Regions from separate parts of the Homo sapiens genome. Here regions 1, 2, 3 and 4 are each linked to region 5. A link is a contact called in ENCODE Hi-C or POLR2A ChIA-PET data. All regions are on one chromosome and are shown on one strand. Each heading gives the region's core, a stretch centred on a gene start or an enhancer-like site at or near the end of the contact. The rest is flanking DNA. Distances are from core to core; before and after follow the strand shown. Region 1 holds the start of SPHK2 (sphingosine kinase 2). Region 2 holds the start of PPP1R15A (protein phosphatase 1 regulatory subunit 15A). Region 3 holds the start of CTU1 (cytosolic thiouridylase subunit 1). Region 4 holds the start of CYTH2 (cytohesin 2). Region 5 holds the start of AKT1S1 (AKT1 substrate 1).

Region 1 (5,616 bases), core at 3,116-5,615, 1.3 Mb after region 5:
AAAAGCAGAGATATAAACAAGAGACCAAAACAGTGGGATTGAGAATGTGCAAGGTAAGGATACAAGAAAACCCTGAAAATGACAGACACGGAGACAGATGGAGACAGACACTTCTGGAATGGAAGCCGCGAAGGAGAGGCTCATTAATTCAGACTTATTTATCTCAGGCTCAAACCAGAATGGAAGCGGCATGAGATAAACATCTGCCCAGTGAATGAACCAGTCACATGGCAAGACAGAGACAGAGAGATGGGGACAGTATCTCTAGGTCAAAGGTGAGGGAGGGAGAGAATATTGGAAGCCCAGGGGCTGGGAGGAACTGGGACAGAAAGTGAAGATGTTGACAGATGCACCGAGGCAAAGACATGGTGAAATTGAAAGAAAGGCAAGTATATATTAGGAGACTTAGAAACAGAATTGCATAGAGAGAAAGAGATATGCATTAGGAGACAAGGACAGAGCTCACTAGAAAGTGACAAATGTAGGCTGTAGGCCAGGCGTGGTGGCTTACGCCTGTAATCCCAGCACTCTGGGAGGCCGAGGCGGGTGGATCGCCAGGTCAGGAGTCCGAGACCAGCCTGACCAACATGGAGAAACCCCCGTCTCTCTCTCTTTTTTTTTTTTTTTTTTTGAGATGGAGTCTGGCTCTGTCACCCAGGCTGGAGTGCAGCGGCACGATCTAGGCTCACTGAACCGCCTGCCTGGTTCAAGCGATTCTCCTGCCTCAGCCTCCTGAGTAGCTGGGACTAGAGGCACGTGCCACCACGTCCGGCTAATTTTTTACATTTTTAGTAGAGACAGGGTTTCACCGTGTTAGCCAGGATAGTCTGGATCTCCTGACCTCGTGATCCATCCGCCTCAGCCTCCCAAAGTGCTGGGATTACAGGCGTGAGCCACCTCACTGGTCCAAAACCCCCATCTCTACTAAAAATACAAAAATTAGCCAGGTGTGGTAGCACGCACCTGTAATCCCAGCTACTCAGGAGGCTGAGGCAGGAGATCGCTTGAACCCAAGAGGCGGAGGTTACAGTGAGCCGAGATGATGCCACTGCACTCCAGCCTGGGCAACAGACCAAGACTCTGTCTCAAAAAAAAAAAAAAAAAAAAAAAAAAGAGAGACAAATGTAGGAAGAAGTTTGCTTATTGCCAAATCATGTACCTAGCATCCAACCCACAGTAGCAACAGCACCAGATAGTATGTGCCAAGGAATGACACGGAGAGAAGGGGGAACAGAAACCCAGTAAGACTGAGACTGGGGCACAGCAACTGAGCTTGGGGCCCTGGGAGAAGGAAAGGCAGAGACACTGGGCAAAGAAGCTGAGATTCAAACATAGAGCCTAAGTCACACAGACGAGAGGACAGGGAGGAGGAAAAGGAGAAAGGACCCTGCAGCTCACACACACTTGCTGTGTGACTGCTGGGAAGCCCCTGAATTCTTGGCCTCAGCTGTCCTGTCTGGGAAGTAGGGAGAAAGCTATTCACACTGAAACAGGAATTAAAAGAAATTAAAGAATGTGTAAGCAAAAACTCAGTTGTATGTAAAAAACCCAATTCCCCCTGAGGAAGAGAAAGAGATTGAGTCCTTTATTTTTTTTTATTTTTTTTTTTTTTGAGACGGAGTTTCGCTCTGTCGCCCAGGCTGGAGTGCAGTGGCGCGATCTCGACTCACTGCAAGCTCCGCCTCCCGGGTTCACGCCATTCTCCTGCCTCAGCCTCCCGTGTGTAGCTGGGACTACAGGCGCGCGCCACCATGCCCGGCTAATTTTTTTTGTATTTTTAGTAGAGACGGGGTTTCACCGTGTTAGCCAGGATGGTCTCGATCTCCTGACCTCGTGATCCGCCCATCTCGGCCTCCCAAAGTGCTGGGATTACAGGCGTGAGCCACTGCGCCCGGCCCGAGATTGAGTCCTTTAAAAATTAACTGCCTGTTTTTCTGTTTGTGGCTAGTGAGCCTTATCTAACTCCCTTTCCCAGGCATCGTGAAGACCCTGTTTCTCTAACTGTGCAGCTGCAAGGTCACTAGACAGGATAAACTCAAGTCCTAAAACATGTTTTTCCTTGAAAAGTAAGAAATAATGTAATGCATGTCTCAATTGAATAACTGTCTTTGTTTCTCGCTGCTATAATATGCTTCCCCCTGCACAGATCTCCCCCTACCCCACGAAATACTTAAAATGTAACTTGACTCTTTGTTCGGTGCTCAGTCTTTTTCGATGTTAATCTGACTGGGCCAGTGCACCTAAATAATAAATAATAAGTATCCTCCTCAACCCCTCAGTTTCTCTGATTCCTAAATTATCCCACTGGAACACCTGCCTGGAGAGAAGGTCTGAAATCACTTATGGAAGGGCTCCCAGGCTGGGCGCGGTGGCTCATGCCTGTAAGCTCAACACTTTGAGAGACTGAGGTGGGAGAATCCCTTGAGCTCAGGAGTTCAAGACCAGCCTGGGCAACAGAGGGAGACCTAGTCTCTAGAAAAAATAAAAAAATTGGCCGGGTGCAGTGGCTCATGCCTGTAATCCCAGCACTTTGGGAGGCCGAGGCCGGCGTATCACCTGAGGTCGGGAGTTTGAGACCAGCCTGACCAACATGGAGAAACCTCATCTCTATGAAAAATACAAAAGTAGCTGGGTGTGGTGGCGCATGCCTGTAATCCCAGCTACTTGGGAGGTTGAGGCAGGAGAACTGCTTGAACCCGGGAGGCGGAGGTTGCAGTGAGCCAAGATCGTGCCATTGCACTCCAGCCTGGGCAACAAGAGCGAAACTCCACCTCAAAATAAATAAATAAATAAAAATAAAAAAATTAGCCAGCCATGGTGGAGGCTACTTGGGAAGCTGAGGTGGGAAGATCACTTTAGCCCAGGAGGTTGCAGCTGCAGTAGGCTGTGATTGTGCCACTGCTTTCCAGCCTGGGCAAGAGTGAGACCCTGTTTTTTCTTTTTTTTTTTTGAGACGGAGTCTCACTCTGTCACCCAGGCTGGAGTGCAGCGCGATCTCGGCTCACTGCAACCTCTGCCTCCCGGGTTCAAATGATTCTCCTGCCTCAGTCTCCCGAGTAGCTGGGATTACAGGTGCGCATCACCATGCCTGGCTAATTTTTGTATTTTTAGTAGAGATGGGGTTTCACCATGTTGGCCAGGCTGATCTCGAACTCCTGGCCTCAGGTGATCCGCAGGCCTTGGCCTCCCAGAGTGCTGGGATTACAAGCTTGAGCTACCACGCCTGGCCTCCAATTTTTTTTTTTTTTTTTTAAAGAAAAGCTTCAGATTTTGTCTTTCCACAGTATGAGGATCTTGGCTTTTAGATGGTCCCTTACCTGGTCCTGCTGCTCCTCTGCTTCAAGGTGTCCATTCATCTGCTGGTCCTCTGCTCTGTTACATCAACGGGACCCTGGCCCTGGGTCTTAAGCCATAGTAGGCTGGTAGGAGCAAGGAGTCAGGTCTCACTGTCCTGGCCTGACCTTCAGCTCTGTGGAGGAGAGGTAAGTGAGGAGCAGCATTGACAGCCAACTGCAGGAGGCCCTTCCAGGCTCAATGTGCCTGAGAACCAAGAGGCAGGGGCCTCCCTGGCGGGTGGGGGGAAGAGTAGATAAGTCATTTTAATCACTGCCCCAGCCAGTCCATCTGGTTGCACACAATATGTATGCTATAATAGGAGTGAAGGCTAATTTTTATTGAGCACTTATTATGTGCAAAATATTGACCTCAGCAGTTTTATTAACTTTCATAATCCTGAAAAACACCCCTGTGTGCCAGGCCTGTTGTCATCCCCTTTTTGTCCATAAGGAGAGTAAGGCCCAAAGAAGTTAAGTGATTTTCCCAAGATCACAGAGAGGTTAAATGACTTGCCCAATCACCCCATTAGTAACTAGCAGAGCCAGGATTTGAATTTGGTTATAGCCTTGCAAGGCCCCATCTCACCATCTTTCTTTGCCACTACTTCTCCCTGGGTCTCCATCTCACCCCTCTTTCTAGGTCTCCTTCCTACCCTTTGGGCCTCCATTCCCCCCACCCCCAAGCCACGGAGTCTCCATTTTGCCTCCCCTATGAAACTCTGTCTCCCTCTTTCTAGGTCAGGGAAGGGCCATCTAGGGGCCGGGGGAGAAGGAGAAGCGGAACTCAAAGGATGGGAATACAGGATGCTATAGATTGAGGTGCAGCAAGATCATCTCGGGTTAGACCTTAAGTAGGACTTCCCAAGCAGCGGCTGCGCCTACGAAGTGCAGCGCGAGATCAGGGAGCGGTGAACCTGATAAGGAAACGCCCGAAGCGTGGGGTCGGAAATTTCCAGATGCCCCGACTAGCCCTGCCAGCCCCGCCTCCTCACCTCCAACACTGGGCCCGCCGGGTCCTCCGGGAGCCACTGAGAGGCCGTCGGCGTCGGGCCAGAGCGTCACCGCGCGACGCATCGTGCTAGCTACACGCATCTCGCTCCCAGATCCCTTTCTTCCGGAAAGCTATCGAGAACACGGCCTGGGTAGGGCCAGAGAGGCCCCCGACGTGCTGGCCCTTCCCTCTTGGACGTTGCGCTTGTTCCTGCGCTCTATGCTCTCTGCCGTTATCGCCCGGCTAGTCAGTCGTCCAACTCACCACAGAGAAGTCCGGATCGTGGTAGAGCGCCGCGTCGCACCCATGTGACGTCACGGCGGCGCCACTCGCTTGAGGCTTTCCCCGCCCACCCCAGCCCGTTCTCTCTTTCCGGACCTGGCCGAGCAGGAGGCGCCATCATGGTGAGCTCGCTTTGCGGCGTTCGGGGCTGGATAATCCGCTGCCATCCGCCGTGGTTTTGGGCTAGGGGCACGCTGGAGGGCGGCAGGGGGTCTGCGGCTGCCCGGAGGGAGCAATTCCCGATACTGGGGACCTACTCTGGGGGCCAGGAAAGCAGGGATGGGTCAGTCATAGCCTACCGCCCCCACTTAGTAGATGACCAAGTGGAGGTACTCGGAGGCTGATATGACTGGGTTTACAAAGCCAGGAAGTGGCAGAGCCAGGATTCCGACCCAGGTGGCTGGACCCGCAGCCACTCTTAGTTATTTGGCTTTGCTGCCTTTATCTGGACCTGTCACTTTCTAGTATGAAAAGTCGGGTTCGATGGGGGCCGCGGCGGGTGAGAGGATCGAGAGCCGAATAACTGGATTTGGGGACCAGGCAGGTCTCTGAGTCTCAGGCCCCTTCCCACCTTGTGATGGTTTTTGAGCCTTTGCCCCAGTGTCTGGCTGTTCGTTGGGTACACAGTAATCTCATCTGACAAGTTTGTGAATTTGGGAAGAAATAATTCACAGGAGATGCTCATCACGGGGTTTTGCACACAGTAAGTGCTGCATAAGTGGAGCTATTAAATAGTTCTTGTAATTGTCAACACAGTCTGAAAAACTTAAGTTGCTCAGAAAGGCAGCAGGGCGGTAGGAGCCTGGCGAGGCGGCTCACGCTTGTTATCCTAGCACTTTGGGAGGCCGAGGCGGGAGGATTCCTTGCCCAGGAGATCAAGACCAGCCTGGCCAATATTGTGAGACCCTGTCTCCACTTTAAAAACGATGTTTTAAAAAGACACTATTTGGTAAGGGTTGTTGGATTGACTGATGCTGTAGGAGAGGTGGTTCTAGTAGTATTGCTAGG
Region 2 (6,137 bases), core at 1,452-3,951, 1.0 Mb after region 5:
CCCGTCTCTACTAAAAATACAAAAAAAATTAGCTGGGTGTGGTGTCATGCGCCTGTAATCCCAGATACTCTGGAGGCTGAGGCACGAGAATCGCCTGAACTTGGGCGGCAGAGGTTGGCAGTGAGCCAAGATCATGCCGCTGCACTCCAGCCTGGGTGACAGCCCAAGACTCCAACTCAATTAAAAAAAAAAAAAAAATAGAATCTGGGCTCTCAGCACCTACCTTTCTGGCCTTTAGGGGAGTCTCAGGGTCCGGATCATGAGTAGGGGTTTCTGGGCGCTTGAGCCGCCTTTGCAGTCGGAGGGGCAGCCTAGGAGGAGCCCAGGGAGGCGGTGGCTTCTCTCCAGGTACATAGATGGCCACTCGGAAGGGGCAGGGCTCAGCTTCTCCCCAGTCCTCAGCAGCTTCCTCTTCCTCTGTCTCTTTTCCAGGTCGATATCCCCAGCCCCTGAAGTGGGCCCTCTGGTCCGGGTGGGAGGGATGTGGGTCTGACTCAGCTTCTCCCAAGGCTGCTTCTGAATCATCTTCCTTATCCTCACTATCCACATCCTCATCTTCCTCCTCCTCCGTGTCCTCTCCTGGCCGATACACCCAGGCCTTCAAGAAAGCACTTGCAGGGGGTGTGGAAGCAGAAGTCTCAGCTTCTCTTTCATCCTCGGCTGATCCTGTATCACTGTCCTCATCTTCCTCCTCCTCTGTGTCCTCTCCTGGCTGATAGACCCAGGACTTCAAGAAGACACCTGTAGCAGGAGTGGAAGAGGAAGCCTCAGCTTCTCCCTCTTCCTCATCTGATCCAGAGTCACTGTCCTCATCTTCTTCCTCATCTTCCTCTTCCTCTGTGTCCTCTCCTGGCCAATACACCCAGGCCTTCAGGAAGGCACTTGGTGGGGGGATGCAGGGAGGACACTCAGCTTCTCCATCCTTCTCAGCTGCCCCCAAAGCCTTGACCTCACCCTCCTCTTCATCACTGGGTTGGCACCACCAGGACTTGAGCTGGGGCCTCTGGGCTGGGGCTGAGGATTGCGGCCCTGGGGCAGCTTCTCCTTTCCCAGTTTCTTTGTGTGCCTTTTCCTCCTTCTCCTCGGACGCCTCTCCTGAACGATACTCCCAGGACCTGGGGTCGGAGCCTGAAGATCGGGGGGACACGGAGGTCTTCCTGGCTCCTTTACTTCTTTCTGTTCTTTTATCCTCCGTGGCTTGATTCTCTTCCTCCCCTGGGCAAGACACCCAAGTGCTGGGCTTGGATCCTGGAGACAAGGCAGAAGTAGAGGTTCTGTGAGCTTCTTTCTTTACAGCTTCTTCATCGTCCTCCTCCTCCACGGCTGGACAACACTCCCGGTGTGATGGTGGATAAGAGAACTTGTTAACTCCCTCCTCTTCAGCAACTCCCTCTTCCTCGGCTTTCTCCTCCCCTGGGTTCTTATCAGAACCTTGCAGTGTCCTTATCAGAAGGCTGGGAGACAGGGGAGCACGCTGGCCATCTGCAAATTGACTTCCCTGCCCTCTAGGGACACTGGTTGCCTCTCGCTCACCATACATGCCATCATCATCATCCAAAAGTCCCCAGGCTTCAGGAAGGGAACTGCTGGTTTTCAGCCCCAGTGTTTCTCTGTCCTCTCCAGGGCCTCCACTGTCTTCAGCCTCCTCTTCAGGGCGTCTGCCCCAAGGGGTATGGGGGATTGCCAGAGGAGTCCTAGCTTCTCCCTCCAGGCCAGCTTCTACCAGAGCTGCTCCTTTTACTGCTTCCACCAGCCAGGGCTCTAGAGGTCCCAGGCCCCTCAGGCGGCTCCAGGCGCGGCTGAGGAGGCCCATCACTGGGGACAGGAGGAAGAAAGGGTGGGCATCCCTCCACGGGGTAGCCTGATGGGGTGCTTGGCCTGGGGCCATGTGTCTGGGCTGGAAAAGGGGGAGAAAAAAATAAAGTTTAGGGGCCATTTAGAGGATGGCATCCGGGCGTGACTATGAGTCATAGCAACGGAAATAGTAACACAACTATTGTAAATAGCAACGCGAGAGTCCCAAATTCCTTTCTGATCTCGGCCACGCCCATCTCTGTCCCTTGGCTCTGTTCTTATCTCTCAATAGCCAGGAGTCTGAGCCCCTAGTTCTGCCTTAGATCCAAGGGTCCAAGCCCCCAGCCCTCTCTTTCTTCAGACGCAGAACTCCCAGTCCCAAGAACCAAGAACAAAAGTCTTTACTTGCTTCCCTTGGCGACAAAGTCATAGTCCCTAGCTCTCTCATTCTGCTGAAGATTGACAAATCAAACCCTCACACCCTCCTCCCTCGCAGACTGAAACATTCTGACCCGACCCCCTACTTGGCAGATGATTCCTTCACGGGGGACCCAAGAATCTGGCTTCCAGATCCCTCCTCCCTCAGGCTCAGGACTCCAGGCTCCCAACCCCTTCTCCTTTCTAAATCCGGGCCCCCAGCCCCGTGGGGACCCAGGCGTTCCGACCCCTTACTCACCGGCTGGGAGCTGCGCGTCACCCCGGGGGCAGGAGCGCCGGTTCGGTCTGCCAGAAGCGATCACAGGTCCGGACGGTTAGGGAGGCCAGCGCGTTCATCTCACCCTCAGGCGTCGGGCTCCGAGTAACTCAGAGTATCTCCGGCTGCCTCAAGTGCCGTGGCGACAAGCGGGCGCGGGGTCGTGCAGCGTCTTGCATAAGATCAACAACTGGGATGGGAACCGATAAGAGCAACGAACACAATGGCCACTAGGCTTTTATAGCCTACCGCGCCCGGCGTGCTGACGTCACGAAGAGAGGCGGGGTTTCGAGACCGCAACCCGAAGGGTGGGAAGTGGAAGTAAGACAGGACTTCTCGCGGAGATTCCAGCTTTTGCAACGTCACGGCGGAGTTTCCGAGCGTGACCACGCCCCTCCAACAAACGAACTGTCAATCAAATGCGTGGCCCTGCTTCAACAGCGAGCCAGTTCTCTCTCAGCTCAGGGTCAATGCCTTCCCACCCCAATTTATTTATTTATTTAGTTAGTTATTTTGAGGCGGAGTTTTGCTCTTGTTGCTCAGGCTGGAATGCAAAGGGGCGATCTCGGCTCACCGCAACCTCCGCCTTCGGGGTTCAAGCGATTCTCCTGCCTCAGCATCCCGAGTATCTGGGATTGCAGGCATGTGCCGCCACGCCCGGCTAATTTTGTATTTGTTTAGTAGAGACGTAGTTTCTCCATGTTGGTCAGGCTGGTCTGGAACTCCCGACGTCAGGGGATCCTCCCGCCTTGGCCTCCCAAAGTGCTGGGATTGCAGGCATGTGCCGCCACGCCCGGCTAATTTTGTATTTGTTTAGTAGAGACGTAGTTTCTCCATGTTGGTCAGGCTGGTCTGGAACTCCCGACGTCAGGGGATCCTCCCGCCTTGGCCTCCCAAAGTGCTGGGATTACAGGCGTGAGTCACCGCGCCCGGCCTATTTATTTATTTATTTATTCATTATTTATTTTTCTGAGACGGGATTTCACCATGTTTGCTAGGCTGGTCTCGAACTCCTGACCTCAGGTGTTCTGCCTGCCTTGGCCTCCCAAAGTGCTGGGATTGCAGGCGTGAGCCACCACTCCAGGCCTATTTATTTATTTGTTATTTTTTATTTTTTTATTTTTTTTTGAGATGGAGTCTCGCTCTGTCACCGAGGCTGGAGTGCAATGGCGTGATCTCGGCTCACTGCAACCTCCATCTTCCGGGTTCAAGCGATTCTCCCTCTTCAGCCTCCGAGTAGCTGGGATTACAGGCACGCACTACCACACTCAGCTAATTTTTTGTATTTTTAGTAGAGACAGTGTTTCGCCATGTTGCCCAGGCTGTTCTCGAACTCCTGAGCTCAGGCAGTCTGCCTGCCTCGGCTTCCCAAAGTGTTAGGATTATAGGCGTGAGCTACTGCACCCAGCCTATTTATTTTTTGAGTAGGCGTCTCACTCTGTCGCCCAGGCTGGAGTTCAGTGGCGCCATCTCGGTTCACTGCAACCTCCACCTCCTGGGTTCCAGCGATTCTCCTGCCTGAGCCTCTGGAGTAGCTGGGATTACAGGCATGTGCCACAATGCCTGGGTAATTTTTGTATTTTTAGTAGAGACAGTGTTTCGCCATGTTGACCAGGCAGGTCTTTTTTTTTTTTTTTTTTTTTGAGACGGAGTCTTGCTCTGTCGCCCAGGCTGGAGTGCAGTGGCACGATCTTGGCTCACTGCAAGCTCCTCCTCCCTGGTTCTCGCCATTCTCCTGCCTCAGCCTCCCTAGTAGCTGGGACTACAGGTGCCCACCACCACGCCCGGCTAATTTTTTTTGTATTCTTAGTAGAGACGGGGTTTTTCACCGTGTTAACCAGGATGGTCTCGATCTCCTGACCTTGTGATCCACCCGCCTCGGCCTCCCAAAGTGCTGGGATTACAGGTGTGAGCCACCGCACCCGGCCGACCAGGCTGGTCTTGAACTCCTGACCTCAGGTGATCTGCCCGCCTTGGCTTCCCAAAGTGCTGGAATTACAGTTGTGATCCACTGTGCCTGGCCTCCTACCCCAATTTAGCCCACAGGCCCCAGCCTAGAGTCTCCCATTTTCTTTTTTTTTTCTTTTCTTTCTTTTTTCTTTTTCTTTCTTTTTTTTTTTTTTTTTTTGAGACGGTGTCTCACTCTGTCACCCAGGCTGGAGTGCAATGGCATGATCTTGGCTCACTGCAACCTCCGCCTCCCGGGTTCAAGCAATTCTCCTGCCTCAGCCTCCTGAGTAGTTGGGAGTACAGGAGCTTGCCACCACGCCTGGCTAGAGTCTCCTATTTTCACATGTGGTTGGTTTCCTCCCCGAGTGCGAGGGTGTCATTGTTCCCATTTCACAGATGGGGAAACAGGCTTGGAAATGAAGCCACTTGACCAAGATAGTCACAGCAGGGTCCAGATTCCTTGCAAATGAGAATGAGGATGTAAGCACTATGAGATCAGGCACTTTGCTGGGCTCAATGCTTTTCAAAAAAAAGTAATTAGGCTGAGCGCGGTGGCTCACGCCTGTAATCCTAGCACTTTGGGACGCTGAGGCAGGTGGATCATGAGGTCAGGAGATCAAGACCATCCTGGCTAACACGGTGAAACCCCGCCTCCACTAAAAATACAAAATAAATTAGCCGGGCGTGGTGGTGGGCACCTGTAGTCCCAGCTACTCGGGAGGCTGAGGCAGGAGAATGGCGTGAACCTGGGAGGCAGAGCTTGCAGTGAGCTGAGATCGTGCCACTGTACTCCAGCCTGGGCGACAGAGCGAGACTCCGTCTCAAAAAAATAATAATAATAATTAATTTAGGCCGGGTGCAGTGGCATGTGCCTGTAGTTCCAGCTACTCAGGAGGCTGAGTCAGGAGAATCGCTTGAACCCGGGAGGCGGAGGTTGCAGTGAGCCGAGATCACGCCACTGCACTCCAGCCTGGCGACAGAGCAAAACACCGCCTCAAAAAAAAAAAAAAAAGAAATTCATTTTCTAAATAGAGACAAGGTCTCGCTATGATGCCCAGGCTGGTGTTGAACTCCTGGTCTCAAGCGATCCTCCTGCCTTGGCCTCCCAAAGTGCTGGGATTACAGGCGTGAGCCATTGCACCCAGCCAGGGCTCACTGCTTTCTTCTCAGTGGCTGCAACAGACAGTGCCTGCACACAGTAGGTGCTCAACAGGTGCATGGTGAATGGCAGTTAAACCGAAAGCTCAGATTCCTTCCCGGTCACAGGCACAAGGCTCCACTCCTGGGTGTCATCTGCTTCAGACTTAGGCAGTAGCTCTGCCCCCACAAGCCGCGATTCTGCCTGGGTGGCACTCTTTGTGCGGGTGGGGGCGCTTCTGCTACAAGTTCCAGGCCCTGGGTGACAGTTCCAGCCCCCCGCTCTCCTCCCCTGCCTACGGATGCATAATCTTGTTCCTCAAAATATACCAAGGAATCATGTCTCTCTCCTGAGGGAGTTGTCCTCAGTCTAGAAGAGAATTCTCACCTGGATCTGAGGTGGAGGTTTGGAACTCTCCATTTCACCCTGCCCTACTGGGACCATCCCCTTTTCTCCCTAGGGGACCTGGACAAACCGTCCCTGGCCCCTTCCAAGCACAGCCATGTTTCCAGACCCCCAGCTCTTTCACGACTCAGGAGTCCTGATCCTAGCTCAGACCTT
Region 3 (6,046 bases), core at 2,893-5,392, 1.2 Mb before region 5:
CCACCAGACGCGGATTGCTTAGGATGGCAGCTAGATGACCTGGAGATGGCAAGGCATTCTGAGGCTGGAAGGGTGTGCAGGGACCAGATCATGCAGCACCTCCGTTGCAGTCTGCAGAGGTTTGACAATGGAAAGCCTGATGGCAATGGGGAGCCATGGAAGAGTTTCGAGAAGGGGAGAGACAAGGTTAAATCTGGGGCTAGTGTGGGAGGATTCAGGAATGAAGGGATTAGAGGTTGGGGTGAGAGAGTCCAGGCAAGAAACGGCCGGCGCAGTGGCTCACATCTGTAATCCTGGGACTTTGGGAGGCCGAGGTAGGCAGATCACTTGAGGTCAGGAGTTCAAGACCAGCCTGGCTAACACAGTGAAACTGTGTCTCTACTAAAAATAAAAAAATTAGTTGGGCATGGTGGTAGACACCTGTAATCCCAGCTACTCCGGAGGCTGAAGCACGAGAATTGCTTGAAGCTGGAAGGCGAAGATTGCAATGAGCTGAGATCATGCCACTGCACTCCAGCTGTGGTGACAGAGTGAGACTCCATCTCAAAAAAAATAAATAAATAAATGAATAATTTAAAAAAAAGGATGAGCTGAGCCAAGGCAGGGCCACAAGGATGAAGGGAATGGTCTGAGAAACTTTCAAGAAGCAAAACTGGCAAGTTTCACTGAACAATGGGGAGCAGTGGGTGAGAAAAAGAGTCAGCGAAGTGATTCAGGATCCTCACCTAGAGGCTGAAGCATGCCAGTGCCACCACCAGGGGCTAACTGTGCAGGTCCGAGTCTCGGGATGCAGTGGAGATATGCAGGAAAGTGGGGAGGCATCAGGGCAGAGACGGAAGTTGCGGGAGTGGCAGGAGTGGATGAGCTCACCTGGGGAGTTTGCAGAGAAATGACAGCGCTGTGGAGTACAAGGCTCCTGGCAAGTTGATTGACATGGTTTGGCCAGAAAGAGGACCAGGGAGGGTAGATTTTGTGGTCAGGGCAAAGAGACTCAGAAGTAGGTAGAGCCCAGGTTAGACCTTTATTTGTCAATAAAGAGGCCACTGGTGTTGATCGGGAGACTGTGTTAGGGGAGACAGGAAAGAAACCAGACAGCAGAGGGCTGGGAGTGAGAGGGCTTCTCATGGCTGACCTCACCTCTTTTCCCATCTATCTCTGGAGCCCCAAATATCCCACTCTTATCCTGGTCCCACAGAGGAGAATGGGGAAACTCTATACACCCCGATTCAGCATGCACTCCCACATTGTTGCAGGACAGAGGCTGCCTCTGAGGAGGAGAACTAGACAGTGGGTGGGTGGGGGGAGACGACAGGGAGACTTCACTGTAGAGTCTATGCACTGTTTCCATTTTATAGCATTTAAGTGCATAACCTGATTAGATAACATAAATTGCATTCAAACAAAAGGCACCCTGTGCTTTCTTGCCACAAGATCTTTCTTTGCTCAGGCGATTTCTTCTGTATTAAAAGGCCATTTCGACCCTCAAATTCTCAACCTCCTTTGCCACACTTCACACCTCTTCCAGGAGCAAGCACAGCTTGGAGACTAAGGAGACAGGCTTTGAGCAAGGAGCTACAAACCAGAGACCACCAGCCAAATCGGGCCTGCTGCCTGTTTTTACATGGCCCACAAGCTACAAATGATTTTACATCTTTAAATGGTGTAAAATCTTCAAAATTCTTCAAAAGAAGAATATTTCCTGACACATGCAAATTACATGAAATTCAAATGTCAGTGTCCATCAATAAAGTTTTATTGGTATACAGCCACCCTCACTTGCTTATCTTATATCAATGGCTGCTTTCAACATACAACAGCAGAGTTGCCACAAAGACCCTGTGGCCCACAAAGCCTAAAATATTGGCTACCTGGCCCTTTACAGGAAAGGTTTGCAACCCCTGCTGTAGAGTCAGGCAGTCCAGGGAAGTGACATCACTGAGCTTCAAGATCCTCACCTAAGTAGAATTACAAGGCTGGGCATGCTGACTCACACCTGTAATCCCAGCACTTTGGGATCACTTGAGGTCAGGAGTTTGAGACCAGCCTGGCCACTATGGTGAAACACCGTCTCTACTGAAAATACTAACATTAGCCAGGTGTGGTAGCGCACCTGTAATTCCAGCTACCCAGCAGGCTGAAGCAGGAGAATCACTTGAATCCAGAAGGTGGAGGTTGCAGTGAGCCGAGATCGCGCCACTGCACTCCAGCCTGGGTGACATAGTGAGACTCCATCTCAAAAAAAAAAAAAAAAAAAGAAGAAGAAGAATTACAGTTGTACCCAACTCATATGTAACATATAATCTTAATGTTATGAGAATTGAGATGAGAATAATAACCACTTGTTGAGCACATACTATGTGCCAGAAGCTGTTCTAAATTCTTTAGAGGTGTTGTTAATTCAATTTGACTTCGCATAAATCCTATGAGGCAGGCTATTATTGCCCCCCTTTCACAGATGAACAAACTGAGATGATGCATGGCACATAGCAGCCTTTGTTGAATTTTTTTTTTTTCTGACACCCTGGCTGGCAGTGATTGAAATTGAGCTTTCAAGGCTCTTAACACTTCCATGTCAAGCTTTATCACTCCATATTGACTAAGTCCCTGTCTCCCCCACCAGGAGGACAGGGTGGTGGTGTAAGGGGTGGGGGATGCTCAGAGGACAGTAACCAAGTCTGATTCATTTGTGTCACCTAAACCTAGCCCAGGGGCAGCCTGGCACAAGGAGACCTCAGGAAATAAATTCAACAAATGAACCAACGCACACAGATGAACAGAACTGGCCCATGATAAGGCTTAAGAGTGACCTCACGGAGCTCATTTAATATGAAAGGAAGGCATCATGGTTTCCTGTTATGGGGGAAAAAAATGGGCTACAGGGTGCATGGGGTTCCTTCTCACGTCATCACCGGCCGTAGACCTACACATCCTGGGGCTCTCTGCACATCTCCACATCTCAGTCTAAGGCTCTGGTGGTCCCTTAATCTAGAGGATTTTTTTTTTTTTTTTGAGACAGAGTCTCACTCTGTGGCCAGGCTGGAGTGCAGTGGCGCGATCTCGGCTCACTGCAACCTCTGCCTTCTGGGTTCAAGCCATTCTCCTGCCTCAGCCTCCCGAGTAGCTGGGACTACAGGCGCGCACCACTACGCCCAGCTAATTTTTGTATTTTTAGTAGAGATGAGGTTTCACCATGTTGGCCAGGATGGTCTCCATCTTTTGACCTCGTGATCCACCCGCCTCGGCCTCCCAAAGTGCTGGGATTACAGGTGTAAGCCACCGCGCCGTCTAGAGGAATTTTGAGCCTCAGTTTTTTCGAGGACCTAGGTTTGGGGACCTGGATCTCAAGGGTCTCAGATATCTGAGTCCTTAAACTCCTTGTGCCCCGGTATTTGAGTCACCGGGGTCTTCAAGACCCTTGGGCCTTGTGGGGAGGGTGGAGGCCTCCAGATCCCTGTGTCTAGGGTGCAGACGGTTGTCTCCAGGTCTACTGGTTCTCTCAGGTGCTTTGGTGCCAGGGGTCTGCGTTTTTAACCCCCTTAGTCTCAAGGGTCTGAGTCTCTGAGCCTCTGGGCTCCTGGGTTAGGTGAGAAGGGTCTTTGGATCCTTCTGTTTAGAGTCTGGGTCTCCAGCACGCGCATCACGACAGCCCCCGCGTGCGCGCGGAGTTCCACTCCAATCCTCGAAGTCTGCTCTACGCATGCGCTATCTGCGCCTTTTACACTAGCGACCAACCCCTGCAGTTCCACCTTCAATTCCCACCCGCAACCCCGCCTCAAAGGGCAGAAATCATAGGCCCTGTAATCCCCTTAAAATCCTATAATAATCCCACAAAATCAGTTAATCAGAATACAACTACTTCGCCCATCCAGCAACCTGCCGGGTGACAGCGCGCTGCCATGACAACAGTACACGCAGCTCCGCCGCTCCCTGCGGCCGCGCGCAGGCGCAGAAAGTAAACGCGGGGGGAGGGGGAGCAGTGTATTTTGGGAGCGGCAGAAAGAGCAATGCAAGTGTTTCTGGGAGTTGTAGGCCAAGCGGGACCCCGGAGCCGTAGGCGCATCCAGCGGAAGTGTCGCATGGGCTTCTGGGAGTTCTAGGCAAGAAAGCCCCAAGACCTTATGGGAGTGGTAGTCTCGGAGTCACTTCCGGGCCAGGCTTCCGCGTGGTGGGCAGTGTGGGCATCCCAGCACTGAGTTCTGCCCGGGTGAGTATTTCCTCCTGCGGTGGGTCGGCATGTGGACTCCGGCTCTTTGTTGCGGTGCCGTGGGAGGGTTGAGGGTCTCTTCGAGCGTAAGGCCTCTGTGATTTCCCAGCGCCCGTGTCCCTGAGGCCTTGTAGCCAGGATTCCCACTTTGAACGCTGCGGTCCGGCCTGTCTCTTACCGGGCCACTCCCTTCCCCAAGACAGGATAAGACCATCTGCTTGCCCCCGCCCCTATGTTACTATCTGCCTGTCCCCGCCCCCATGCCACACATTATCTGTCCTTTTGACAAGGCTGCAATCCAGAGGCATCCCTGGGGTCCGCGGCCTCTCTTCTGGGAGCACTTATTATTCCCTCATCCTACAGATACTTACTGAGCACCGACTCTGCGCAGGGCGGCGGGAGCGAGGGCACCAGACCAACCCTGTCCCTGCCTTGAAGCAGAGAGACAGACCTGTCACCAGTGACAGCTAGTCAGGATCAGGGCAGCTCTGAGGGCCCTGGTGGAGGCGCTCGACTCAGTGACGAGGGTCCATAAAGTCTTTGAGGGAAGACGCTTAACATGCATGTCAAACCTGACGTGGCCAAATGGAATTCCTGGTCTTCTCACCTCACAAAATGGCCCCACCGTCCCTCCAATGCTCAGGCCAGAACCTCAAAGTTACCCTTCATCACTTTCTCTCGTCGTTGCCCCAGTCCCCACTCCAATCAGTCTTATACAAGTCCTGTGGGCTCCACCTTCAAAATAGATCCAAAATTTCACTTCTTCCCACCTCTACTGCCAGCACTCCTGTCTAGTGTGCTGACCTCCAGCCTTCTGTCCTTGTCCCTGACAACCAACAGTCCTCCCCACACAGCAGCCAAACGAATCCCACTTTTTTTATTTGAGACAAGGTCTCACTCTATCACCCACGCTGGAGTGCACTGGTGCGATCATGGCTCACTGCAGCCTTGACCTCCTGGGCTCAAGTGATCCTCCTGCCTTGGCTTCCTGAGTAGCTGGTACTACAGGCCTGTGCCACCAGGTGCAGCTAATTTATTTATTTATTTTTTTAGAGATGGGGTCTCGCTATGTTGACCAGTCTAGGAATCCTTTTAAAACATGCCAGATCATACCACTTTACTGTTCAAAAACCTCCCAAGGCTCCCATCTCCTCCTGAATAAACCTAAAATTCCACATCATGGCCTATGAGGCTCTGCTAACTTGTGCAGCCTTGTCCCCTGCGAGCGTCTCCCTTCCTCAGGACGTGGACCCCCCAGGACTGGGTGACTGTAGATTTAGGGGGTGAGGAGAGATGAGTCCAGGGTGACGTTACGTCCTGTCCTGCAGATGGGCTGGATGAAAGGTGGTGGCTGCTCTCAGAAGAGAGGGAACAGATGGGCAAGAACAGGTTTCTGCCTTTCGAGGAAGAAATAGGTTGTCTGGGCGCTTAGGGTCTGAACATCTTTAAGGTGCCCCAGCCATGTGGAGGACCAGCCAGGAGGGACATCTGAATATCATGATTCAGAGGCGCTCATAAGAATGGAAAGAAGCTGGGCACAGTGGCTTACGCCTGTAATCCCAGCACTTTGGGAGGCCGAGGCGGGCGGATCACTTGAGGTCAGGAGTTCAAGACCAGCCTGGCCAACATGGTGAAACCGCATCTCTACTAAAAATACAAAAAAAAAAAAAAAAATTAGCCAGGCATGGTGGTACACGCCTGTAGTCCCAGTTACTCGGGTGGCTAAGGCAGGAGAAACGCTTGACCCTGGGAGGCAGAGGTTACAGTGAGCCGAGATTGTGCCACTGCATTCCACCTGGGTAACAGAGCCAGACTCCATCTCAAAAAATTAAATTAAATTAA
Region 4 (5,808 bases), core at 540-3,039, 1.4 Mb after region 5:
TGAACAAAAGCCTTTCCTCCACCTGGTGAACACCTACTCATCCTTCAAACCCGACCTGAATGTCTCCTCCTCAAGGAAGCCCTCCCTGACTCCACCAGCCTGCCTCCTCCAGAGGTCCACTACCCTGATACCTTCCTCCGTCACGGCACCTTTGTGGGAGAGAGGTCAACTCTCCTTTGTGCATGTCACTTTGTCCACAGCCCCTACAAGACTCGAGCTCATCTTGGGACCAGAAATGCGCCCATACAAGTAGAAAGTGGAAGACGACCTTCCAGGCAGGGGACAAAACAGTCAGGAGGGCTGGAACACTTGGTCAGTGTTCAGTGTTCAGAAAACAAATGGACAGCCAGTATCTGAATCCAGGGATTAGGACCAAGTCTGTCCACCTAGAATAGACCCGGCACCATCACGCTTCTGGAACCCGGAGGTGCCAGAAGCCCCTGCCTGGATGTTTGCCCAGCTGATCCCAGTCCTGTGGCCCCAAGCACCTTCTTGGGGTCCATGTTGAACTTCTTCCTGCCCATTGCCATCTTCCGGTTCCGTTGCAAGGTCTTACTGCAGGAGCAGAGAGCAGGGTTGGGGGTGGAGGGTCAATGCCTGGGCATCCCTGGCCTCAGCCAACCCCACGCCCCCTAGGTCATCCGCCCCAGCCCTCACCTGCCCTCATTGGCCTCCAGCCCCTCCACCTCGCTCATGGCTTCACTGAGCTCCTCCCGCAGGCGCTGAATCTCCACCAGCAGCTCCTGCTTCCGCCGCCGGATGTTCTCCAGCTCCATCCGCTCCTCCGGAGTCAGGTCTGGGGGTTCTAGGGATCGGGGTCAAGGTTTAAAAGTCAGTGCTAGGGGCCGTGAGCCTGAATTCCTGCAATCTGGGGGCGGACAGAGCTGGGAGAGGATGTGTAAGGGGCTTCCTATGTCTGCACAGAAGAATGGGCTGGGGGCCTGGATTCCTCCCTGCAGAGGAGAAAGAGCTGGGGCTCTAAACTCTTGAGTCCTGGGGGACAAGGGGAATTGGGGCCCGGATTCCTGAGTCTGAGGGAGAAGGGGAATGGGTGCCTGAGCTCTTAGATCTGAGGGAAGAAAGGGCTGGGGGCCTCGGCTTCTAGGTCCATTACTTGGAAGGGGACTGAGGCCTTGGTTTTCTGACTCCATTACTGGCGAGGTAGCTGGGGACCTGGTTATCCGGACTACTGGGTCCATGAAAAGTCACTACAGCCGGGGGAACTGATGACAGCTCAGGAGAGTTGGGAAGGTGGGGCGGGACATCGAAGGCCCCCGCCCCCCAAGATTTCTCCCCTCCCCGCAACCCAAGCGCCCCTCCCCGGCCCCGGCAGGCGCTGGGCTCGCCCGCCCCTCCAGCGGGAATGGTTCCGCCCCGGCCTCGCCTCCACCACTCCATCCCGCCCCTCCCGCCGCCACCGGAAACAGGCTCAGCCCAAACAATGGCCTGGAACGCCCGGCTTTCGGGCCCCGCCGGAAGCCCGTCCAGCGCCCAACAAAAGCGGCGCGACAAGTCTACGACTGAGCCGAACGCTTCTGGGCGCCGCGCGCCAGGGGGAAACGTTCGCGGCGGAACGTTCAGGAGAAAACGCTCCAGCAACTCCCAGCCGACCCCGCCCCTCCCCGACCTACCATAGACGCCGTCCTCCATGGCGGCTAGGAAGGCCCGCGGGGAATCCGGGGCGGTCCCGCCAGTCGGGCCTGGATCCGCGTTGGCCCGCGGGCTCGGGTGAGCCCGCTCAAACGCCCCGGGAGCCACCGCCGCCTCCTCAGCGCCAGTCCTCAGCGCTGAAAAGACTCTTCCCTTCGTCGCCCAACCGCCCCTTCAGTAGGGACCGCCCCTCTTTTTGACACTGTCCAATCCACAGTGGGCGCTTTCGTCCTCCCCGCCCTCGCCACCAAAGGATCGTTCTCCAGGGCCAACAGTCGTACAAAAAGCCGGTGTAGGTATGTCCGGCCAGAGGTAGACGGCCCGCGGGGCCAATCGGAGTGCAGGCAGGGCAGCAGGCCCCGCCTCCGAAACAACAGAAAGCACTTGACAGGCTTGCTCTCCAATGAGAAGCCCCGGAAAAGTGTCGCGCGGAGGCGGAGCCACGCGGTACAGCCACCTCTGCGCCTGCTCAAAGGCCCTGGACACTTGGAGTCTAGGTAAACCGAGCCCCGCCTCCGATAATACGTTGCTAGGGGGCGGTACTTTGTTAGTCTTGTTGCTAGGAGGCGGGGCTAGAACTGGCTTGTTTCCGTAAGCCACACCTCCTAGCAGGCCATGCTGGCTTCTGACCGCAAAGGTTGCCATGCAACCGGGAGCGGCTTTAGGCCTCCTTTTCTTTTGCATTTCTTCTCCGCGTATTTCCCCTCCTCTCAGCCCCTTCTTACCGCCGAACTCCTTCTTTATCACCATCTATGCCCTCCCCATCCCCCTCAGCCTCTTCGGAGTCGTGGAGTGGTGAAACAAAAGACTTCTTCGTTTTTTCTTTTTTTTTTTTTTTTGAGACAGAGTCTTGCTCTGTCGCCCAAGCTGGAGTGCAGTTGCGCGATCTCGGTTCACTGCAACCTCCGCCTCCCGGGTTCAAGCAATTCTCCTGCCTCAGCCTCCCGAGTAGCTGGGATTACAGGGTTGCACCATGATGGTGCATGCCTGGCTATTTTTTGTATTTTTAATAGAGACGGGCGTTTCACCATGTTGGCCAAGCTGGTCTCGAACTCCTGACCTCATGATCCGCCCACCTTGGCCCTCCAAAGTGCTGGGGTTACAGGCGTGAGCCACCGCGCCTGGCCAAGATTTACTTTTTTCTAAATGCTATGCTATTTGGTATCGGTCATGGGGAATGGAACAGGGGAAGGTGAAATTTAGTGAAAGCACAGGCTCGGCCTTCCTGGCACCTTCTGCCGCTCAGACTCCTCCCTCATTTCTCCAAACTCCTTCCTTTAGCTTAGCATCCTCCTAAGACTCCTCCCTTCCCCAAGCATCCTCCTGCTAAGACAACTCCCCTTTCCTCAGCATCCTCCCACCTCTCTGATTCCTTCTCCCATCTCAGAGGCCTTTTTTCCTCTCTGGCTCCCCTCACGTCACGGTCCCCCTTGTCCTCTCATACTCTTGCCCTTTTTTTTTTTTTTTTTTTTTTTGAGACAGAGTTTTGCTCTTTTGCCCAGTCTGGAATGAACTGGCATGATCTCAGCTCACTGCAACCTCCACCCACAAGGTTGACGCGATACTCCTACCTCAGCCTCCCAAGGAGCTGGGATTATAGGCGCCCACCACCATGCCCGGCTAATTTTTGTATTTTTAGTAGAGACGGGGTTTCGCCATGTTGGCCAGGCTGGTCTCAAACTCCTGACCTCAGGTGATCCACCCGCCTCAGCCTCCCAAAGTGCTAGGCGTGAGCCACCGTGCCCATAGGCGTGAGCCACCGTGCCCAGCCACCCTTGCCCTTCTTAAACTCCTCCCTCCTCTGAGGCCCCTTCCCCTTCCCCTTCCCCAGCCTCTATGTCCCATTATTTGTAACGGAATGTGGTCAAGGGACTGGCTGGAATAGGGAACCCAGGCACCCCTGTAAAGAGGGAAGCCGTAATGGGGGCTGAAGTGGTGTCTGGGCCTCGTCCTCATTTGCTGTCCCTGGGCTGGGCAGGTGGAGACGGATTCAGGGCCAGGACCTAGTTAAGCTGTCGGATTAGACATGGAGGCTCCTAATCCCCTCACTGACCTTTATGAGTGGCCCAGGCCCTGCCCTCCCCAGTGGAAACCCAGGCTGGGCTGCCCTGCTCCCATACTCCTTTCAAACGAAACCCCCTCCCTGCCCCTTCACTTCCAACTTAACATCCTTCCCCAACCCTGCGTTTCCATTGCCCCCATCCCTACCTACCCCAGACACCCTGAGCTGAGAGAGCAGCCAGCTAATTAATCCCATCCGGTTATTACATGGGGATTCTGAGGGATAAAGGGAGATGGAGAAGCTGGAGGGGGCATTTGGGTTGATGCAGCACTTGTGAAGGCTGAATGGCAATGACAGTGGCTGCCCTCGGTCCAGAACACGGGGTGGGAACACGTCCTCCTCACTGTCACTGGCTCCCTCTGCAGTTGGCTCCCAGCCTGCGGGGCACTTAGGTAGATGGTAGCATGGGCAGGGGGCCAGGTCGGAGGACCCATGCTCGAGAAACACATTCGCAGACACATCCGCTAGGGCTCCCAGTTCTTTAATCTGGGGGACAGGTCTCCCCCTAAAACACTCACTCTCCCACAATGGGAAGAACCCTGGTGTCCAGAGCTACCTCCTCCTCCCCAGGTCCCCAAGCTAGGCCAGGGAAGTGACTCTGGCTGTTAGCCACAGCCCACGCCTACCCTTGCCCTGTGATTCAGACACCCGAGTTCAGAGCCAGCCTCCAAGAGTATCTTACATCCCAGCGTCTCCTGGAAGGCCGTATGATCCAGCACTGGGGAGAGGAGGGAAATCCCCAGGACTCGAATGCCCATCCCACCCTTGGTGTAGTGAGGACTCATCCTGCTGGAAAGGCCCCTGAAGAACTTCAAGTTCCAATATCCCGTTTTTACAGATGGGGAAACTGACATGAAGAGGAGTCCAAAGTGACACAGTAAGTTGGGGCAGCATTGGGATTTAGAGCAAAGCTTCTGGGGTCCTTGAAAAGGACCTCATTCCAATTAGCTAGCACTCCATCTCTAAGCCTGTTGTAGGGACCAAGGGAAAAAATAGATAGATATCTGTATTTATATTACATATATATAATATACATATGTATAATATCTTTAAGAAACAGACACACGGCTGGGCATGGTGGCTCACACCCGTAATCCCAGCACTTTGGGAGACCGAGGCAGGTGGATCATCTGAGGTCGGGAGTTCAAGACCAACCTCGCCAACATGGCGAAACCCCGTCTCTACTAAAAATACAAAAATTAGCCAGGCATAGTGGCTCATGCCTGTAATCCCAGCGACTCAGGAGACTGAGGCAGGAGAAACACTTGAAGCCGGGAGGCGGAGGTTGCAGTGAGCTGAGATCACGCCATTGCACTCCAGCCTGGGCGGCAGAGCGAGACTCAGTCTCAAAAAAAAAAAAAAAAGAAAAAGAAAAAGAAATAGACACACATCACTAGGTGTAGGGTTCCAGAGCATTCTAGACTCACCAGCCCTGGGCCTCCCCCTTCCCTTGTCCACTAATTAGCCCTGTGCCCTACAGGGTCTCACCTTCACCTTCACCTTCCAGGTCAGGCCAGAAATGTTGCTTCTGAAGTCCTGAGTCCACCTCCTAGCACTGCCAAGCAGTCCACCTGGAGGTGATGAGAACTTCCAGGCTTTGGTAATGGACAACTCTGTATCCCTGGAGCCTTCATTCCTTTTGGCATTACAGAACCACAAGAAGTCATCTAGAATCATTGAGATTCTCAACTCCATTGGGCAAACTGGAACCAGCAAAATCTCAGATATCTAGAATTGCCACTGCTTCCTTGACTCTGTGATCAGTCTACAGCCACAGAATCCTGATTCCCTTTGGACATTCTAGAATGGCACTTTAAAAAAAAACAACCCACCCAGTGGATCCTTTCAAAGCACTGCTTATTCTCTTGGCTGGGTGCTCTACAGCCAGAAGTTGGAGTTATCTAATATCAAGAACTCTTAATCTGTCACTTCAGTCTTTCTAAACCCACAGACTAACAATGTTTTGTGCATTCTAGAAACATTACTCTTTAGTTTCTGGAGTAGTTCAACTCTCCACGTAAAATCTGTCCTAGACTCACCAGTGCTTGCCTCTGTGGTCAACCTAGACTCACAGAATCTCAACTAATGAGCTTTCT
Region 5 (6,057 bases), core at 3,558-6,057:
GACACTCACTGACACCACATTGGAGCTGTCCTGGTCAAAGAGCTGCAGGTGGTGGAAGGAGTTGGAGAGAGCAGAGGAGTCGTGGGGGAAGACAAGGTAGAGGCGGGAGTCCTGCGGGGAGCTGGGAGGCGGGAGGTGACGCACAGGTGATGCACAGGTAGGGGCCCAGTGTCCCAGGCTGTCTGTGCTCGGCCGACATCGGTTCCAGCTGCAGCGTCCCAACCACCCCTGGGCAACCCCTCATTTCAGGGAATGCTGTTAAAGGAGGCCCACAGCTGGATCCCAGGGGTGGGCACATGACTCGGGGCTGGCCAATGAGGGCCTTTCACCTTCCGGTCCAGTGTGACTGACTCAGGGACGAGCCAATGAGAAGCAGCTCTGGGATCTTGTTGGAACGTGGGGAAAGAGGTGCCTTCTATCCAGCCGGGTTGTTAAGCCACGGATACTGGGGCCCCAGAGAATAACGAACTCAGAGGGAAAAAGGATAACTGTTTCTAACATTTTGGGACCTGGGTCCTGCCTGAAATCAATACTCCTTTTTGACTTTTTAGTTATATGTGCTGGTCAACTCTTTGCCTGCCTTTAAATCAGTGTGAGTTGTGTTTCTTTCACAGCCCCGAGGGGTCACGCTGCAGCCATGGTGGGACTGGGCCCGGTTTAAGGCCCAGCACTGGGAGAGAGCTCACCTGGCCAACAGCAGGTAGCGGCTGAGGACGCGGAGCAGGGCGCGGGTGCCCCCGCGGTGGAAGTGCAGTGCGGGCAGGGAACCTCCAGCCTGGGTCACCAGAACCAGGTAGGCCCAGCTGAGGCCTGGCTTGGAGCGGCGGATGGACTTTAGCTCCCCCAGACTCACTGAGAAGGCCCAGGAGCCCTGGGGGCAGCTGGGCTCTGCACCTAGGGAGACGGCACTGTGTTGGGGGAAGCGCGTGGGAAGCCAGAGTCAGCCTTATCAACCACAACCCAGGATGTTCCTTCGGCACAGGCATCTCCTGAGGGCCCCGCCACAAGCCACCCCTCTGCCCCTGGCCTCACATTCCTTGGAAGCACAAATGAGTAAGATGGGAAGGGGGCCCAGTGGACATGTACCTTTCCAGAACCTTCCTAGGCACCCCTCGACCTGCAGGGTAAGGGCCCTATTCCTCAACCTGGCACTCGAGGCCCCTCGGGTCTGTCCTTCGCCCCTGCCTATCTTACCTCCAACCTTTCTTCACTCAAAATCCCACACTTGAGCTACAATGAAAGGCCAGCGGCTCCCTAAACACACGGGGGCCGCCTGCCTCTGGCTTGCACGGGCTGCTCTCTCTGCCAGAAGAGAAAACTCCCAAGAGTCCCTCAGTGCCAAGCTCCAGCATCACCTCTTCCTGGAAGGAATCTCCATTCCCCAGAGGGGTCACGTGCCTTCTCTGGATGTCCCCTGCACCCTGTGTGACCCCAGGATGGTGCAAATCACCCTAACTGGCTGCATCTGTCACCCCACCAGCCTCGAACCTCAGGGGCAGGCCTGGTGTGGGAGCACCCACAGCCAATCCGGGAGCCCAGTAGGATGAGCAAGGCTGCAGTCTCAGAGACACTGGCCATGTTGACCTGGGCTGGGACAGTCCTGTCTTCCCATTCACTTCCATGCTCCTGGGACTGGAAGGTGGTGACTGGTGGCCTTCTTGATTGTGGGCAGCAAAGCCCTTGGGACCGTGACCACTGAGGGCAAGATGTGTCCTACCTGGCCCACACGTGCTTCTCAAGGGCCGCCACCTCAGCCTACCTCTCGTGGGCTCTGAGTGGCAGAGCTGTGGCCGCACAGTGCTGATGACAGCCCAGTCAGGTTCATAGCCGGGGTCAAAGGTTGGTTCCTCCTCAGAAGCACATGAGTCACCCCCACTGGAGTCCTTAGGAGAGGAAAGGAGCAGACAGTAAGGGGCCATGGATTCAGATCTTAGCCTCGAGGCTACCCTGGAAGATAGCCCCATTGAATAAAGAGGGAAACTGAGGCACAAAGAAGGTACAGCAGGCCGGGTGCGGTGGCTCACGCCTGTAATCCCAGCACTTTGGGAGGCTGAGGCGGGCGGATCACCTGAGGTCGGGAGTTCGAGACCAGCCTGACCAATATGGAGAAACCTCGTTTCTACTAAAAAAATACAAAAAAATTAGCCAGGCATGGTGGCGCATGCCTGTAATCCCAGCTACTCGGGAGGGTGAGAAAGGAAAATCGCTTGAACCTGGGAGGCGGAGGTTGCAGTGAGCTGAGATGGCGCCATTGCACTCCAGCCTGGGCAACAAGAGCAAATTCTGTCTCATTAAAAAAAAAAAAAAAAAAAGAAAAAAGAAAGTACAGCACTTGCTCAGGGTCACCCAATGCAGCCAGAGAGCGAGCCAGGACTTGACCCCATGTCTCCCACTGCATGGGGAGGTCCATGCTACACAGCAGGTGGCTCTGCAGTCAGGCTGCGGAGTGCTCAATGGACACTGTTGTACTCACCAGGTAAATACAAACCAAAACCACAATAAGATACCACTTTGCACTCTTTTGAGACAGTGAGACTGTCAAAAAAAAAAAAAAAAAACAATAACAACAACAAAAAAAACACACTACATTTCCCAGGTTTCTTTGCAGCTGGAATCCAGGACACAGGACAAATTCTACCAACCAGATGCAGGCCAACCTGGAAAGCGGAAGTGATGTAACGCAACTTCCTGGTGCCTTGGCTGTGTTTGGCTGTGGAGCAAGGTGGAGAGTCATCTTCATCTTCATCTTCATCCTCCTGCCCTGGGGCAGCGCAGGTGGTCAGCTCAGCCTTCCAGTGTCTCGTCACTAGCTCTGTGGGTGCCGACTGACTTCCGGCCCCTGGGTGGAACTCATCAGCTCCAATGGAGGTCTCATTCCCCACTAAAGAACCCCCCTACAGAGGCATCCAACTTCTCCGTGTGCCTTGAAGGTTGTTCTGCTGTCCCTGAAATACCTTCTTGTCCTTTCATATCCTGGGAGTCCCAGCTCAAATGTCTGCTCTCCCAGGAAGCGTTGGGGATCTGGAATCAGACTGTCTGGGTGCAAAAAGTTCCAACACTTCCTAGCGTTTTCGACCTCATCTATCAGTTTCTCAAAAAGTGAGTAAGGGTCAGGGCTTAGGTGGGTCTGGATCTGACTTATCTCTGGGTCTCAGAATTGCCCAGGACGGGGTCCAGCCATGGGAAGTCCCAGGAGACATAACGAAGGGAAAGCCGGGAGCAGTGACGAAGTGGGTGAGTAGGCTGTCAGGCCCTGTCCTCTGGCACCAGAGGAAATGCCATTTCCCTTCAAGCAACTCGAATCCACATCTTGCACCCTGGCAGGGATCTCCCAAGAAGCAAAGGGAGAGAGGGGTCAGCCGTCCCCACGACCGTGCGTCTTATGCTCCCTGCTCTTTTTCCTTGAATGGGCATCCTCTGCCCATTTCACAGAGAGGAGCAAAAGGAGAGGCAGAGTACCCAAGCCTAAACAGGGTCACACATGCCCCACGAGTAGGTCTGGGATTGTACGCAGGTCCCTCAAATGACTTACAACAGCACGGACCTAGAAAAAAAGCGAGTGGAGAAGGGCAAAGCGGGTGGAGCCTACCTTCTTGGAGAAGAGGATTTGGGTGGAATCTCCAGCCTCCTCTACAGGAGCCCAGTGCAGGAGGACGTCATTGTCCTAGGGTAAGGAGGGAGGCGGGGTTAGAGGCGCTCCCCAAACCACATTCCCAAAACTTTCCGTTGCAAATTTCCAAACTTTCCCAGTTTCTACCCTCAGCCTTTCAAAGTCCCGCCCCTCATTCCAGTTCCCACACCCAGCCTTCTTCAGGTCCCACTGCTGACCGCCAGACCAAACTCCTACAGCTGCCGCCTGCATCCCAGACCGCCTGCATCCCGCTCGGAGCGGGTCCGAGCCCTGCTCCCTCCCAGCGCACCTTTTCCACGACACGGATGACACCAGCGATGAGAGAGTCTCGGTCCTGATACTTCTTAGCGCTGGTGTGCAGGTACACTCCGCCCTTCTCAAACACCACCTGAGTTGGGGGGAACCAGCGAGGGCTGGGGCCCAAGCGAGGGGACCAGCCTGGGGAGCCAATAGGGACGGGCCCAGGGAGGAGCCACCCTCAGGGGGCGGGGCCGGGAGGGCCATTGCCCCGGGACCAAGGCGGGGAGAATGGTCCAGCCCGCGTTCGGATGCTGACGTGCGTTCCACAGGGGGCAGGGCTCAAGGAGTCGCCTGAGCCGGGGGGGCGGGGCCATGGGAGGTTCTTCCCTGGGGCGGTGGACGGGAGGGTGACGGCGCGTTTATAAGAGATCGGTGTTTGCCAAGGCCGTGCCGGATTCTCGAGAGCCAAGGCCTGAGAGAAGAGCTGATCACTAGACGGGGCGTTTCGCATACACTGAAGCGAGGGAATGCGTCCTCAGTGCTTACCCTGTAGCCGGCTCCTTCCATAGTCGCCGCCGAAGGCCCCACTGCCCCGCCTCCTCCTTTTCCTAGTCAGCGTGTTGTCACTTCCGGAGAAAACAGTTCCCCTCCGGGCCGGACAGTGGTAGCGGCCCGACCCGTTCTAGAGAAGGAGCGGGTGAAACCATTTTTCAGAAGGGGGTTATTCCACTGGAACCTCGAGGGTGGATCGGAGTCACGTGGCGCAGACGCTGAAGGTGGATCCGGCTACGGAGAGTGCGCAGGCGCAGTGTTCGCCCTCTCGCCACGAAGTAAACAAGTGGGAGGGTCTGAGAGCTGCACCACCTGGGGCAAGCACGCCTTGAAACGCCCACTTCCTTCTCCATATTGTATACTGGAATTGAAGCCAAGGAGGTACCATTTTGCTCGAGGGCATGGCCTAAGCCGGTCAGCTAAGGCCATGTTAATACGGGGCTGTCCCATCTCTCTGCGGGGCGCGACAGCTGGAAGAGCCGAACGGATAAGAGAAGAGGAGGTGAGAGGAGCTGTACACCACAAGAGGCACTGAGGGACTCAGGATAACGGGATGAAGCCGTCAGTGCCCCCAGAAACGAAGCGGCCCCGGACGAATTTCTGAGTCACCGTCGCGAGAAAGCGGGCTGAGCCGCCATTTTGAAGCCTGGCAAACCGAAGCAAGAAATGCTGCCGTGTTGGATCTTTGCCAGCCTTCGTGCCGAATGGGAGCAGGTTGGAGGGAGGGAGAGCCAATATACACTATGGGCTGATTAAGCCCGGTTGGCTGCCATGTTGTTAACGAGCACCGATTTCCTCTACTTTTGTCGAAGAAGTTTATTGTGGGTCAGGGACGTCAGGTCGCTTGCCTTCGTTTACTGTGGTCATGATTGAGCATATGAGGACGGCCATTATTGTTGGGGGCAAATGGAAATGCTCTAGGCGGGGCCATTTTTCTTAGGGGCAAGCTGTCGTCACCCTTGTCAACTGGTTCGGATGAAGCCCCTGTGGCCGCCATCTTGATCTCGGGCGGCCCCGATAAGGGAGGCGGAGTGTGCGGAGAGGAGGCGGGGCAACTGCGCGGACGTGACGCAAGGCGCCGCCATGTCTTTTGAGGGCGGTGACGGCGCCGGGCCGGCCATGCTGGCTACGGGCACGTGAGTGGAGGCGGCGTTGTTAACCGCGGTGTGGGGAGGATTTGGCCGTCCTGAGGCAGCGGGGCGCTGGGAGGGCGAGCGGCTCACGGGAGGGGTATGGCCTGCACAGATCAGAGGGCAGAGGTCTGCCAGCGATCCTTTGCTGAGCGCTGGAAGGGGGTCGCCCGTGGGAATCGTCCTGTCAGACCTGAGGCAAATCGTAGACAGTCTCACCTTGCGGTTCCAGAGCGCCTGGGATCTCTACCTGGGCCGTGGACCACGTCCACGGGGTCGGGGGATGGTTTGGGGGGCCTCGGGGCGCCCCTCACCCGTCCAAAGGCGGGACTTCCGGTCCTGGCCTCCGTCTGGGCGGGATTTCCTGTTTTCTTCCTAGACCAGTGGGTCCTCCCTGGACCCCGGGCGAGGTTGGGAGGTCTCGGGGCAGCTGAGCGTGGCCCCAGGCGCTCACCCCATGGCTACCGCGTTCATGCTCAGGTTCCTCACATCTTGGGGTGTGGG

The links. Hi-C counts contacts between places; a loop is a spot of excess contacts on that map. ChIA-PET counts read pairs that join two places held with the same protein, here RNA polymerase II (POLR2A). Pooled maps may share reads with other maps.
Region 1: a loop to region 5 is called in a map of naive thymus-derived CD4-positive, alpha-beta T cell, with 8 times the contacts of the local background. The contact joins the promoter of SPHK2 here to the promoter of AKT1S1 in region 5. A Hi-C loop is called at or near these places in 1 of 168 maps with a recorded cell type or tissue (naive thymus-derived CD4-positive, alpha-beta T cell), 1 of 37 single-sample maps with no recorded cell type and 13 of 50 pooled maps. POLR2A ChIA-PET finds 5 or more read pairs at or near these places in 2 of 52 experiments (B cell and activated T-cell).
Region 2: a map of B cell shows a loop between it and region 5 (24-fold over the local background). The contact joins the promoter of PPP1R15A here to the promoter of AKT1S1 in region 5. A Hi-C loop is called at or near these places in 3 of 168 maps with a recorded cell type or tissue (B cell, CD8-positive, alpha-beta T cell and naive thymus-derived CD4-positive, alpha-beta T cell), 1 of 37 single-sample maps with no recorded cell type and 11 of 50 pooled maps. POLR2A ChIA-PET finds 5 or more read pairs at or near these places in 5 of 52 experiments (CD4-positive, alpha-beta memory T cell, GM10248, MCF 10A and 2 more).
Region 3: a map of naive thymus-derived CD4-positive, alpha-beta T cell shows a loop between it and region 5 (14-fold over the local background). The contact joins the promoter of CTU1 here to the promoter of AKT1S1 in region 5. A Hi-C loop is called at or near these places in 2 of 168 maps with a recorded cell type or tissue (CD8-positive, alpha-beta T cell and naive thymus-derived CD4-positive, alpha-beta T cell), 1 of 37 single-sample maps with no recorded cell type and 14 of 50 pooled maps.
Region 4: a loop to region 5 is called in a map of CD8-positive, alpha-beta T cell, with 24 times the contacts of the local background. The contact joins the promoter of CYTH2 here to the promoter of AKT1S1 in region 5. A Hi-C loop is called at or near these places in 3 of 168 maps with a recorded cell type or tissue (CD8-positive, alpha-beta T cell and naive thymus-derived CD4-positive, alpha-beta T cell) and 14 of 50 pooled maps. POLR2A ChIA-PET finds 5 or more read pairs at or near these places in 1 of 52 experiments (activated T-cell).

Annotation. Positions count from the first base shown.
Region 1 is chr19:48,618,255-48,623,870 of GRCh38, reverse strand. It overlaps SPHK2 (sphingosine kinase 2), which reads right to left and starts at 4,365. Exons shown (of 7, transcript NM_020126.5): 1 at 4,328-4,365; 2 at 3,318-3,469. The coding sequence starts at 3,356. RPL18 (ribosomal protein L18) reads left to right here and starts at 4,693. Exons shown (of 7, transcript NM_000979.4): 1 at 4,693-4,730. The coding sequence starts at 4,728. RefSeq lists enhancers at 4,022-4,111, 4,272-4,951, 5,222-5,616.
Region 2 is chr19:48,868,985-48,875,121 of GRCh38, reverse strand. It overlaps PPP1R15A (protein phosphatase 1 regulatory subunit 15A), which reads right to left and starts at 2,701. Exons shown (of 3, transcript NM_014330.5): 1 at 2,471-2,701; 2 at 224-1,897. The coding sequence starts at 1,888. RefSeq lists enhancers at 1,414-1,463, 1,308-1,918, 1,844-1,933, 2,594-2,703, 2,814-2,873 and 4 more and cis regulatory regions at 234-754, 1,134-1,634, 1,794-2,294, 2,481-3,054.
Region 3 is chr19:51,106,505-51,112,550 of GRCh38, reverse strand. It overlaps CTU1 (cytosolic thiouridylase subunit 1), which reads left to right and starts at 4,142. Exons shown (of 3, transcript NM_145232.4): 1 at 4,142-4,204. RefSeq lists an enhancer at 3,847-4,176.
Region 4 is chr19:48,465,350-48,471,157 of GRCh38, reverse strand. It overlaps CYTH2 (cytohesin 2), which reads right to left and starts at 1,789. Exons shown (of 12, transcript NM_004228.7): 1 at 1,632-1,789; 2 at 658-805; 3 at 489-555. The coding sequence starts at 1,650. LOC105372430 (a long non-coding RNA gene) reads left to right here and starts at 1,625. Exons shown (of 3, transcript NR_186576.1): 1 at 1,625-2,147; 2 at 4,551-4,589; 3 at 5,220-5,747. KCNJ14 (potassium inwardly rectifying channel subfamily J member 14) reads right to left here. Exons shown (of 3, transcript NM_013348.4): 3 at 4,178-5,808. RefSeq lists a silencer at 1,584-1,773 and enhancers at 1,137-2,130, 2,324-2,483, 2,188-2,688.
Region 5 is chr19:49,876,105-49,882,161 of GRCh38, reverse strand. It overlaps AKT1S1 (AKT1 substrate 1), which reads left to right and starts at 4,807. Exons shown (of 5, transcript NM_001098633.4): 1 at 4,807-4,925. It overlaps TBC1D17 (TBC1 domain family member 17), which reads right to left and starts at 4,460. Exons shown (of 17, transcript NM_024682.3): 1 at 4,418-4,460; 2 at 3,921-4,019; 3 at 3,590-3,664; 4 at 1,760-1,883; 5 at 687-894; 6 at 10-121. The coding sequence starts at 4,438. It overlaps LOC124904743 (a long non-coding RNA gene), which reads left to right. Exons shown (of 4, transcript XR_007067293.1): 4 at 1-72. RefSeq lists a silencer at 3,974-4,263 and enhancers at 3,307-4,266, 4,484-4,823, 5,004-5,643, 5,227-6,057.